Linked DNA regions of Homo sapiens: region 2 is linked to region 1. The links are chromatin loops, found by intact Hi-C in ENCODE. Cell type or tissue: PC-3. All regions are shown on one strand. Links, peaks and the distances in the headings refer to the core of each region. The heading gives the core; the rest is flanking DNA.

Region 1 (5,379 bases), core at 191-5,190:
TGAAACAGGAGTTACAGGTCAGCTATCCTACAGTTGTTAGTGGTGAGGGCAACTTGATATTCTTTATTAACTGAACAAAACCCTTAAAACTCGATCCTGTACTCAAGCCATAAATGCTGCCTCTGCAGCTGAGACTTGCAGAGGGGCTCTCAGAAAAACAGGAGGACACCCTGTCTGCTCAAGATCGGTTTACTCCACAACTGAGAAAGGGCTCACTTTGAAATAAGGATACTTTGCTTGGGGGTTCAGAATTTATGCATCGGTACTTGCGTCTGTGACAATTTTATCGCATGTCCACAAAAACAGAACAATTAAAGTGGCATTCTGACAGGAGTCTAGCTTCTGAAAACCTGACATCTCTACTAAATGATGTGGAATGTATTAAGATCTGGGCAAGCGCATTTCATGTAAAAGTTGAATGGGTTGTATGTTGTGAATTATATACAGTTTTATAGTCACTGAAATCAACCGGTTATAGTCTGTCTCTTCCTGTACTAGACTGAAAAGAATGGAGCAGTCTAGGAAGGCTGGGATTTAAATAAAAGATATTAGATCCTTCTGTTCCCATGCTGAAACAGGGATTAGAATAACACATCTAAATACCTTAATGTTTTTAGCACAAAAAGCATTAATTTGATACTCTGCTTCCTTGAAATGCTTTATTAAGGCCCCCAAGACCCTCTCAGGAGCGTCTGGCTTCCTCAAAGTTAACATACATGTATTGTTCCCCACTGCACATTTTACTAGTATTTCAAAATAGTGTGCCTGACCTCTGCTGTGGGGAAGGTGGGAATAGGAATCAGAACTGAGAGGAAAGCTGAGAAGTGTTTGAGTTTTGACATTTCAGAGCAAACTTGTGACTCCTGCAGGACCAGGCATCGTGAGCTCATGCACGGCTGAAAATTAATGACAACGGAGATGCTTAATATATTGGATGGTTTTAATTAGGTCTGCCCTTCACCCATCACCTGTGCACAGAACAAAAGGTCATCTGATTACCAATCCCATATCTACACCAAACTGTAACTTCCTGCACTCTGGAAATAGTGGGTAGGCTATCCAGTTCTGACCTTCACCTCAGTCCTAATCCAAGCAATTAAGAGACCCCAGAGCCACAGGGACAGCAATGGCCAACACCATGTGTGCTTCACACTCAGGCAGGTAGTTTGCAGATTAATACTTCTCTCTTCCTCTTTCTCTTTCTTTCCCTTTCTCTCTCTCCCCCCTTCCTTCTTTCCTTTCTCTCTCTCTTTCTCTCTCTTTCTTAATTTGGAAGTGGAATTTCTTGGGTGGGAAAGGAGGTAATTTACACAAAGCTCTTTCTTCCAAGTAGCATACACACCTTCTAAAACCCAAAGACTGTTTAACAAGCCACTTATTCTAGATCTCAATAGCGGGAAATAATAATGCTTTACTTTTTCATGGTTATATGTGTAAAACTGTTTTAAAAAAACAGGAGTGGCATTCTACCATTCCAAAAATGGAACATGAAAATGACTTCCAGTGATTCTATATGTCTGCTAATGTCCTGGTGAATGGCAGAGAAAAGATGGACAAACGGATTTCAGATAGATGTGGTGGTGGTGGCAGGTGGATGAATATAGGTACATGGGGGCCTGCCTATAGAGAGGACATGAGCCCCAAGACATTGTGTATCCATAGAAGAAACACATTTTTATAACTAATTATAATAGTAGTTGACATAATCTAATGTAAAGGTTATTTTGCAACTTGCTTTTCTAATTGATTAATACCATCATAATAGCACTTCCTTGGACAAAGTCTGATCTGAAATGTGGTTGGCTATGTGCTTCTGTCTCCATAATTAGGCTACAAGCTACTTGGTGTTAGGGACTTGTTTTACTCCTCTTTAGACCTTTAGCATCATACACAATAGGTAATAAACAAATATTTGCTTAATTGCCCATGTTTTTGCAATGGTTTTTTGGACTTAAAACACAGCTCTTTTTTCTTTCTCCTCCTCAATTGTTTCCATTTCATGTTCAAGGACACACTTATCATATGAAATGAGTAATGATCATCTTGCAGTTTTTGATCAAAAGGGGTGAAAGATTAAGGCTATGAGTTTATTACATCCCCTGTTCAGAGAAGCCAAATCCCAACTTTTGACTCCACCTGGTAGCTATTCAGTAAAGAGTAAATTAACATGAGGACAGCCATGTTTATCAGGTTATCTCCTTTTGGAGGTTAACAGCGGCAACCTAAACATCAAGTATGGCATTGTGGTGGCTTCATGGGTGGGGTCAATACCTCCAACAACTGCCTCACTCACCTGGGCTGGAAGCTGCAGCATGGAGCCAGCAGGACCCTGTGCCTTCAGAATAGAGCTAGTCACTGAGCTCAGAAAGGAGATAAAGGCCAGAGTGAGCCAGACACACAACCGCTTGGATTGGGAGGGTACCAAAGGGGGAGTTGAGAATGAAGAAAGTTCCAGCCATGAAACTTGAGAAATGAGGGGTTTGGGGGTCAGGAACACATATAACAGGGGCTCTCAGCTGACTGAGAAAAGGATTTTACTTCTCATGCTGTAAAGGTCTTGAAATATCATGCCTGTGCCTTACAATTACACTCACTTCTCAGCCGAATATGGGAGTCATCAACCCAACTGCGACTGAGTGTGATAGAGAGAGAGGTTAAGGCAGTGGAGTAGCAAGCAGCTTGGCAGAGAACACCCTCTCTTCTAAGTGCGTGTGCACACACACACACACACACACATAGTATATCGTTACACTGAACTGGCACATGGATAGAATTTAAAGTAGTGACAACTTTGGTGTTGTAATCTTTTCCCCAAACCATGTAACAAAATGACCTGCCATCCACTTAGATGAGAGTGACTCAGCTTCCAGGGCACAGTGGCAAGTGCATGCTAGGTCTTGGGGCTCTGGTGATAGAAAGGTGAGGAAAGCACGCGTGTGTCCACTGGAGCCACAGGGAGCGATGCTTTTTCTTTTTCTCCTATGGCCATCCTCCCACAGTGGCACAAGGTCCAGACCAGATTCTGTGACCAATGGTCCGAGGTGATAAAAACCAACATGTGAGGAAAAGCCTTCATGATCCTGTGGGCTATTTGGAAAATTCCTCCCTCCTCCCACCACTCCATCTCCTGGAGAGTAGGTGTATTGTCTCCCTAGAGGTTTAGTGTATGCTGTGGGGAAGGAGAAAAGAACTCAGGCGTTGGCAATGTGTGAACATATTAATGAGGGGGAAGGGTGGGGAACGAATGCGCTGAGCGAGCAGGATTCAAGGGATGGGCTGTACAGGGGCTCCCTGCCTCTTCTTAACCAGACAGACCCCCTCCCTGGTCCTCTTTTTCCTCCTCTGTGAAGAGACCAATGAGGAGGATTTCTAATGTTCCTTAAGCCAAAGCCTATGCTTTTAAGTTGAAAACAAAAATATGGGATTCAGTAATAATAATGATAGGGCAGCAGCAAGTGCTGATTTCGCACATACCATTTGATCATCAGTAACTGGGCTAAGTGCTTTCCACGCATTGGCTGCTGTAATCCTAAGCACAACTCTGCAAAATTGGTGCTGTTATTCTCTCCATTTTACAGGTAAGAAAACCCAGCTCAGAAAGATTGACACAGTATGCCCGAGGTCACAACCTAAGAAGTGGCCAAGACAAGACTAAACACAAGCAAGTGTCTTCTTGCTCCAGGCTCCACACCCTCACCTACTCTGTTACATTCTTTGATTTCTTCAAAACACACATTTGGAAGCTTTCACATAATTCTGCTGAGCAACTGGGCCGTGGGTGGGAGACAGAACACAGGTACCACAGCTTCCGCTCCCAACACTGTAAGAATCCAGCAGAGGAGCCACAACCACACCACTTCACTCCAGCCTGGACGAAAGAGCAAGACCCTGTCTCAAAAAAAAAAAAAAAAAGAATCCAACAGTTACCTAATCCTCCAATTCACAGTTTTCTGCTTATAATATGGGGACACCGCCATTGCCATCTGCTTCACAAGATAACCATGAAAACTGAATAAATGATAAAGATGGATGAAAGGTGAAAAAACCTATCCTGGCTGCTACACCTGGAGTAGGAGCTGCTGCTGCATGCTATCCTGGAGCACCATCCCCCTGCCTCTGTGAGGACACCATCCAGGCTGAGAGCTAGTGCTGGCTGGGAGTGCCCTTCCCCTCTCAGCTCCTGGCTTTAAGGCCTCTCAAGGTCTTCAGGACAGAGGTGGGAAGAGAAACAAGAAGAGAAGAAAGTCTTGGCTGACGTGTCCCTGTTTGAATTTATCTCCCTTCCCTTCAAGTCCACTGTCTATGTGTCAAATTCTATATGGGTTTTTTTTTGAGACGGAGTCTTGCACTGTCATCTGGGGTTGGAGTGCAGTGGTGTGATCTTGGCTGCCTGCAACGTCCACCTCCCAGGTTCAATCGATTCTCCTACATCAGCCTCCCAAGTAGCTGGGATTATACATGCCCGCCACCATGCCCAGCTAATTTTTTTGTATTTTTAGTAGAGAGGGGGTTTCACCATGTTGGCCAGGCTGGTCTCAAACTCCTGACCTCATGATTTGCCCACCTCAGCCTCTCAAAGTTCTGGGATTACAGGCATGAGCCACCGTGCTCGGCCTGGGGTTTCTTTATATATCAACCTATTATATTATATTACATATTCACACTGAAATTATTACTCACTGAATATGAATAACACAAATAAGATAGTAAGTTCCTACAGGGAAAAGATTATGTCTTCATTTTTAAATTGCCCCTACATTCAACGGAATGCTTTGCACACAATGGCTACTGCCAATTTTGCCTATGTGAATCAGATTGCAGCAATAATGGGAACAGTTTTGATAAGCAGTAGGAGGGCCACAGGACACAGGTGGGTTTGGAGATGGAATGAATCAGGAATGAAGAAGGAACTTTGGCAGGGTCAGTATGCCTCCCTTTCTGTAGCTTTGTCCCTGGGTGAAGCTGGGAGCTACAGTGGAGAGGGCCTGCCTCTGGAGATGGAATTGTGATAGTACCATCATTTGTCTTGATTGATTAGAACTGTACATTTAGCTCATCCTGACCTGATGCCCTAAAACAGTATCAGCTGTTCACAAGAATAAATTACAAACATACGAATACATGCAACTGTCACAAACATTGTCTCCTCAAGCAACGTCAAACAGCAAAGTGATTCTTTTCCATTCATGTGCTGGAAGTAGTTTTTCCTCTTACTCTTACCTCCAACAACAACAAAAAACCCAAAAAACAAATCAGCAAATAATCCAATCAAGGTGCAATTAGTATAAGTGGAAGTCTAGAAACAGTGTTTCACTAAGAAAATTGACAGAAATTGACATAAAACAAATTTTGAAAAAGCCTATGTAAAATAACACCAGA
Region 2 (5,379 bases), core at 97-5,096, 130 kb before region 1:
AATGAAATAGTGGCAAAGTCACAGTCAAGGGAGCTAGGAAGGAATTATGCTTCAGAAGCAAAAAACAGCAAGAATTTCTAGAAGGAACAAATAGGCAGGAGGTAAGTGCTGCTGGAGACTGACCACCGTGAAGGTCAAGGAGTGGTCATGCACTGGGGAAGGAGGATGCAGCCATGATACTGACATCTAACAGGAAAAGAGCTAAGGTGCCTGAAAACCTATACCAAGCCTCAGATAATCATGCTTCTTAAGGAGAGCATTAATCCACCAATGGGCCTCAAGCAAGTGTGAATAGGGTTATGACCAAACCACATCTCTGAGTTTTTCTTAAGAACAGTGAAATTATTTCTTCAAGAGTTCTATAGCTCAGAAATAGATAAAAAAGAAGGTGATTTAAACAAAAAGTATTAATACAAACCTTCACCTAGGGGATTTTCAATCCTTTCAATACAAGGATTTTTGACCATATATTATTTTTTAAAATCATTTAAATTTTATATATATATATATATATATATATATATGACAAAGGATGAGCAAACAAATTTAATAGCAATTAACAGGAAATTGGTTCCTATTAGGAAATGGGGAAAATGATCAGGCCTGAAGCAACAACAGCAAAAATAGTAAAACAAATAAATTACTGTCTGAAGATGGTATACGAAATAACATTGAAATCTTTTGTGGAGAATGTATAAAGGAAGTTTCTCTTATGTGGTAGAACTCACATTGTTTGCTTCTTGGCATAGTCGTTGACAGATTGTAGGAAAAAATTGCCATATTTAGGTGACGAAGAGAAGAGAACTTCAGAAATAGTATTTTCACATACATAAAAGAAAAAAAACTAGTGATTTCAATAAAATTTCCTTCTATACAAATGACCCCATGAACTCTACAGTTTTATTTCTTGAGACAAGAGTTTCCGTCTTGTCGCCCAGGCTGGAGCGCAATGGTGCGATCTTGACTCATCGCAACCTCCGCCTCCCAGGTTCAAATGATTCTGCTGCCTCAGCCTCCCAAGTAGCTGGAATTACAGACATGCGCCACCATGCTTGGCTAATTTTGAATTTTTAGTAGAGATGGGGTTTCTCCATGTTGGTCAGGCTGGTCTCTAACTCCTGACCTCAGGTGATAGCCCACCTTGGCCTCCCAAAATGCTGGGATTACAGGTGTGAGCCACCACACCCGGCTGAACTCTACAAACTTCTATATACTAACTGGGTTGAACCCAGCGGTAAAACATTTGAGCACATTGTATATTCCAAGCCACATCACTCACTTCATTAGTTACTGCATACTGCCCATATTTGGTTGCTTCCTTTTTTGCTTTTAGCTTTTTCTGAACTTGACGCAGAAGAAAAAGGAAAGTCCCCTTATCAGCCAATTCCGGAAGTTTTATACAAAATATTTATAGGCATCTTTTAGATAAAGTTGTTTAAGGAGGACAAGTGCAGTGCTACTAAATTCACATCAGGTTATTGTTTGGGTCCTAACCTAAAATTTCAGACAGAGAATTTCACAACAGCCCAAAGCTATTTCACTTTTATAAAGTGAAAACAAGATTGAATTATCCAAGCATCCTTACAGAGCGATCATGAACCTCTGTCTAGCTGGCCTGTGCTGTGCTACCCTTGTTAAGCAGAAGGCTGTTTATTCGTCCTGCAAATGCCAGTGTTCTCTGGGGGTGGGGCGGGGGGGGGGTCTGGGTTCTTTCCTTTCTGCCTCCTTGCCTACTCTCCATGGGCAGTGCCATCAACTTCCACGACCTCAAAAGTCACTCAAATGGTGGTGATATCCATGTTAGTGTGTTGAAATGAATTTCTAGATTATTCATTGGATAAGCAGCCCACAGAAGCATTTATTCAAAAGTATTCCATTGAGATTCAAAAACATATTGATATGATCATTGGTCTGTTAAAAGAATCAAACTAAAAAAAAACACAAACAAACTGGGAATCCTCAATAGACAAATCAAAACTTAATAAGAAGTGATTAAAAGCTAAATGGCTCACAGGGTGGATGTAAAGAAAGCACCTGGCTCAGGGCCTGCATGTAGAAGACACATAGTATTAACATTTGTTGTCTTCCTTTCCTCTCTTGTCTGAATTTATTAATAATAAAAGTTGGACTGAGGGGCCTGGCGCTGTGGCTCACGCCTGTAATCCCAACACTTTGGGAGGCCGAGGCGGGAAGATCACGAAGTCAGGAGCTCAAGACCAGCCTGGCCAAGATGGTGAAACCCGTCTCTACTAAAAACACAAAAATTAGCCGGGCATGGTGGCCGACGCCTGTAATCCCAGCTACTTGAGAGGCTGAGGCAAGAGAATCGCTTGAACCCAGGAGGCAGAGGTTTCAGTGAGCCAAGATCGCGCCACTGCACTTCAGTCTGGGCAACAACAGCAAAACTCTGTCTTAAAAAAAAAAAGAGTTGGACTGAGGAAGGAAGTTTTTCCTTATGATCTGATGTCATACCTTTAGTGTAAACTTTTTATAGAAGTAGAATATTCATACATAAAGTGCACAGATCACATGTGTGCATCTCAAGTGACTTTCCATTTTCACAAAATGAATACCCATGGACAGAACTTAGATTTGAAAAAACCCCAGACACTTAGCAGAAGCCTCCTCACACCTCTTCCATTTCTTACTCATCCTCTGTTCCACCCAGGCATACCCACGCTCCTGACCTCCAACACCATAAATTAGTTTTGCAAGCTCTGGAACTTTACACAAATGAGTCACACAGCATGGATGTTTATAGAGCCTACTTAGACATTATGCATTGTTGGCTGGTATATGGAAAAGTGTTCTGGGTCAGCTAGCAGACCAGCTGTTGTCAATGTGCCTGAGCTGATTACCCCTTTCTTCATAAATTTGACCCTACAATGAGCAACCAGCAATACCATGTAAATAAAGCCTATGTAGTACTAAGGGCTTGCAGAGTGGAAGCCACCTCATGTTTTTCTCACCATTTCCCACTCTCCTGGCAGTAATCTCTGGCGCTCCCTCTGGAGAAGGCCCTGAGTCTCAGCTGTTTTCCTATACGCTATGGAACAGCTATCAGATGGCACGAAGAGGCTCTGGGCTGCCACTTGGAAGAGATTTCCATGGAGTGGGCCTGGGAGATGCTCTGCCCCACGAAGCCGCGCTCTCAGAGGCTTCCCCTCGTGCTGTCGGCATCCAGCGCACATGGAGCGGGTGAAACCACGTGAGCGAGATTATAGCTGCCTTCCAGCCCCTAGCCTGGAATTAGTGACCTGTTTACAAGATGCATACCACACTTGCAGATGCGACAAAAATAGGGAGGGCAGCATTTGCCAGGCATTGTCCATAAAGCAGAGGCACACCTCCCTTCTAATTACAAAACACAAAACTCACACAGTCAAACCCAGCCAGGGCAAGTGCCACCGTTTCCACACTGAGACTCTTTCAGAACAAGAGTTAAGTTAGCTTTATGACCTCATCCCAGCAACAAATACGCTATTCCACCATCACCACCCCGACATTCCAACTTTTCTTTTGGGAGGGACAGGTGTCCTATTAAGTAATTTGGAAAGCTTAATGTCAGTATTCATTAGTTACAGATACATAAATATATATACTTTATCCAAGACGTGATATAACATTGCTTGTCAATTTCAGAACTAACTACTGTAATATTCTTGGAGGAAAAGCTTCTTTCAAACAAAATGCAGCTTGAATACAGTGGAGCATCAGCAGAAGTACAACATCTGCCTCTTGAAGAGCACTCTCAGTTATTTTCCCACATTCTCTTCAGTGAGGGTGTATTCTCACCCCCACCGAAATTCTCTCTAGAATTTCAAACCTGCAATTCCCTTTGCTTTTCTTTGAAAAATCCCTTCCTTCACTAGGGATCCTGGTTATTAACGGTTAATAGTGGATTACCCAGGGCAAGAGAGAATCGTGTGAGTCTAGATAAATAAACACATTATTAAGGAGTAATGCATGAAAACAAGCCATGTGGCTGTGTCAAAGAGGAGAAATGCCCTGGCTCCACAAATACCCTGCTCTGATTGAATTCCCCTCATATCAGTTTCTGATTGTTTAATTCTAAGAGAAACAAGACCATAGAATAAATAGGAAGAAAATAGCATAATGAAAAACAGCAGGACACTGCAATTTCTCTGGTTCGGGACTGATGTGCTGAGACTGCTGCAGTCGCCAACCCCGGGGGCTCTGCAGATGAGCTGGGCAGGACAGGCACTATTACCCCAGCAGGCTCCAGCCCTCCTCCCCAGCCTTTACGATGGCCTCTGTGAGAAGCATGCCAGCCACCCCAAAAGAAGGAGAGAGGGCCAGGGTCAGGAAAAGAGACATTAGAGAAAAGAAGCAAGCGGGCTTGGTGCGGTGGCTCATGCCTGTAATCCCAGCACTTTGGGAGGCCGAGGCAGATGGATCACCTGAGGTCAGGAGTTCGAGACCAGCCTGGCCAACATGGTGAAACGCCATCTCTACTAATGATACAAAAATTAGCCAGGCATGCTGGTGGGCACCTGTAGTCCCAGCTACTTGGGGTACTGAGGCAAGAGAATTGCTTGAACCCAGGAGGCGGAGGTTGCAGTGAGCTAAGATCGCACCACTGCACTCCAGCCTGGGTGACAAGAGCAAGACTCCACCTCAAAAAAAAAAAAAAAAAAAAAAAAGCAAGCGGAGAAAGGAGACTGACTCTCAGGCTGGAGAGAGGAAGCGAGCCCTGGGCAGACCAGGACATGGAGGCCAGCTCAGGATAGTGGGCCCTGCCACAAAGTAACAGGAAGGCCATGCAGGCAAGGGCACAGCATCAAGCCCCTTACATCTCTGTAGAGAGTTCCTGTGTTCCCTGCAGAGTCAACAGTCGGCAGAGGCCAGGAGAGGGGACAAGAGTGGACTCGTCAGAGGTGATGCAGAAGGGCCCCAGGGATCTGGGATGGCTCGTGGGAGGAGGGCAAGTGCCTGAGTGGGGCAGGAGAAGCCGCAGGGGCAATGAAATCAAACTCTGTTCACCCAGGTGCTCTCATGTTTGGGCCCCATTCTCACGAATTTTACTTTTCAAAGCATGCTTAGGAGAGTCTCAGGCCAAGGTTAGAGTAACAGTTGAAGAGCTCAGAGCAGCGGGGACTGCCTGCATCTGACAGAGGATCAGGAGGGAGAAAGCTCATCACTGTCCCAGACCAGGCGATCACAACATCCTCTATCTTCCCAAGGAAGCTGCTGGGAAGTGCCAGCCAAAGCACTTCTGATTTTGGAGTGATCTCTTGCCTCCTTCTGCAGCCTGCCTTCTAAGAGCCTGCTAATGAGCAAAGGAAGCTAGAAGGCACCCGCGAGAAGTGGGAGCAGAAGCGGGGGATCTGCTTTATCCACAAACAAATTGGCCCTTGA

Evidence for each region. Hi-C counts contacts between places; a loop is a spot of excess contacts. Peaks named below come from ENCODE experiments on the same cell type or tissue, not always from the same donor. Only the 100,000 strongest peaks of a DNase experiment are listed, where the experiment ranks them.
Region 2: it touches region 1 in a loop (2.5-fold over the local background); 1 of 110 quality-filtered maps calls a loop at or near these places.

What each region holds. Positions count from the first base shown.
Region 1 is chr13:25,754,861-25,760,239 of GRCh38, reverse strand. All of the region lies in intron 25 of ATP8A2 (ATPase phospholipid transporting 8A2), which reads right to left. Among named protein-coding and RNA genes, the nearest start is that of SHISA2, 290 kb to the left of the region's middle. In PC-3, for the core only: a CTCF peak has its summit at 3,098; no DNase peak of the experiment used is centred there.
Region 2 is chr13:25,884,391-25,889,769 of GRCh38, reverse strand. All of the region lies in intron 33 of ATP8A2 (ATPase phospholipid transporting 8A2), which reads right to left. Among named protein-coding and RNA genes, the nearest start is that of SHISA2, 160 kb to the left of the region's middle. In PC-3, for the core only: a CTCF peak has its summit at 2,980; a DNase peak (open chromatin) is centred at 2,759; H3K27ac peaks cover 1,378 bases.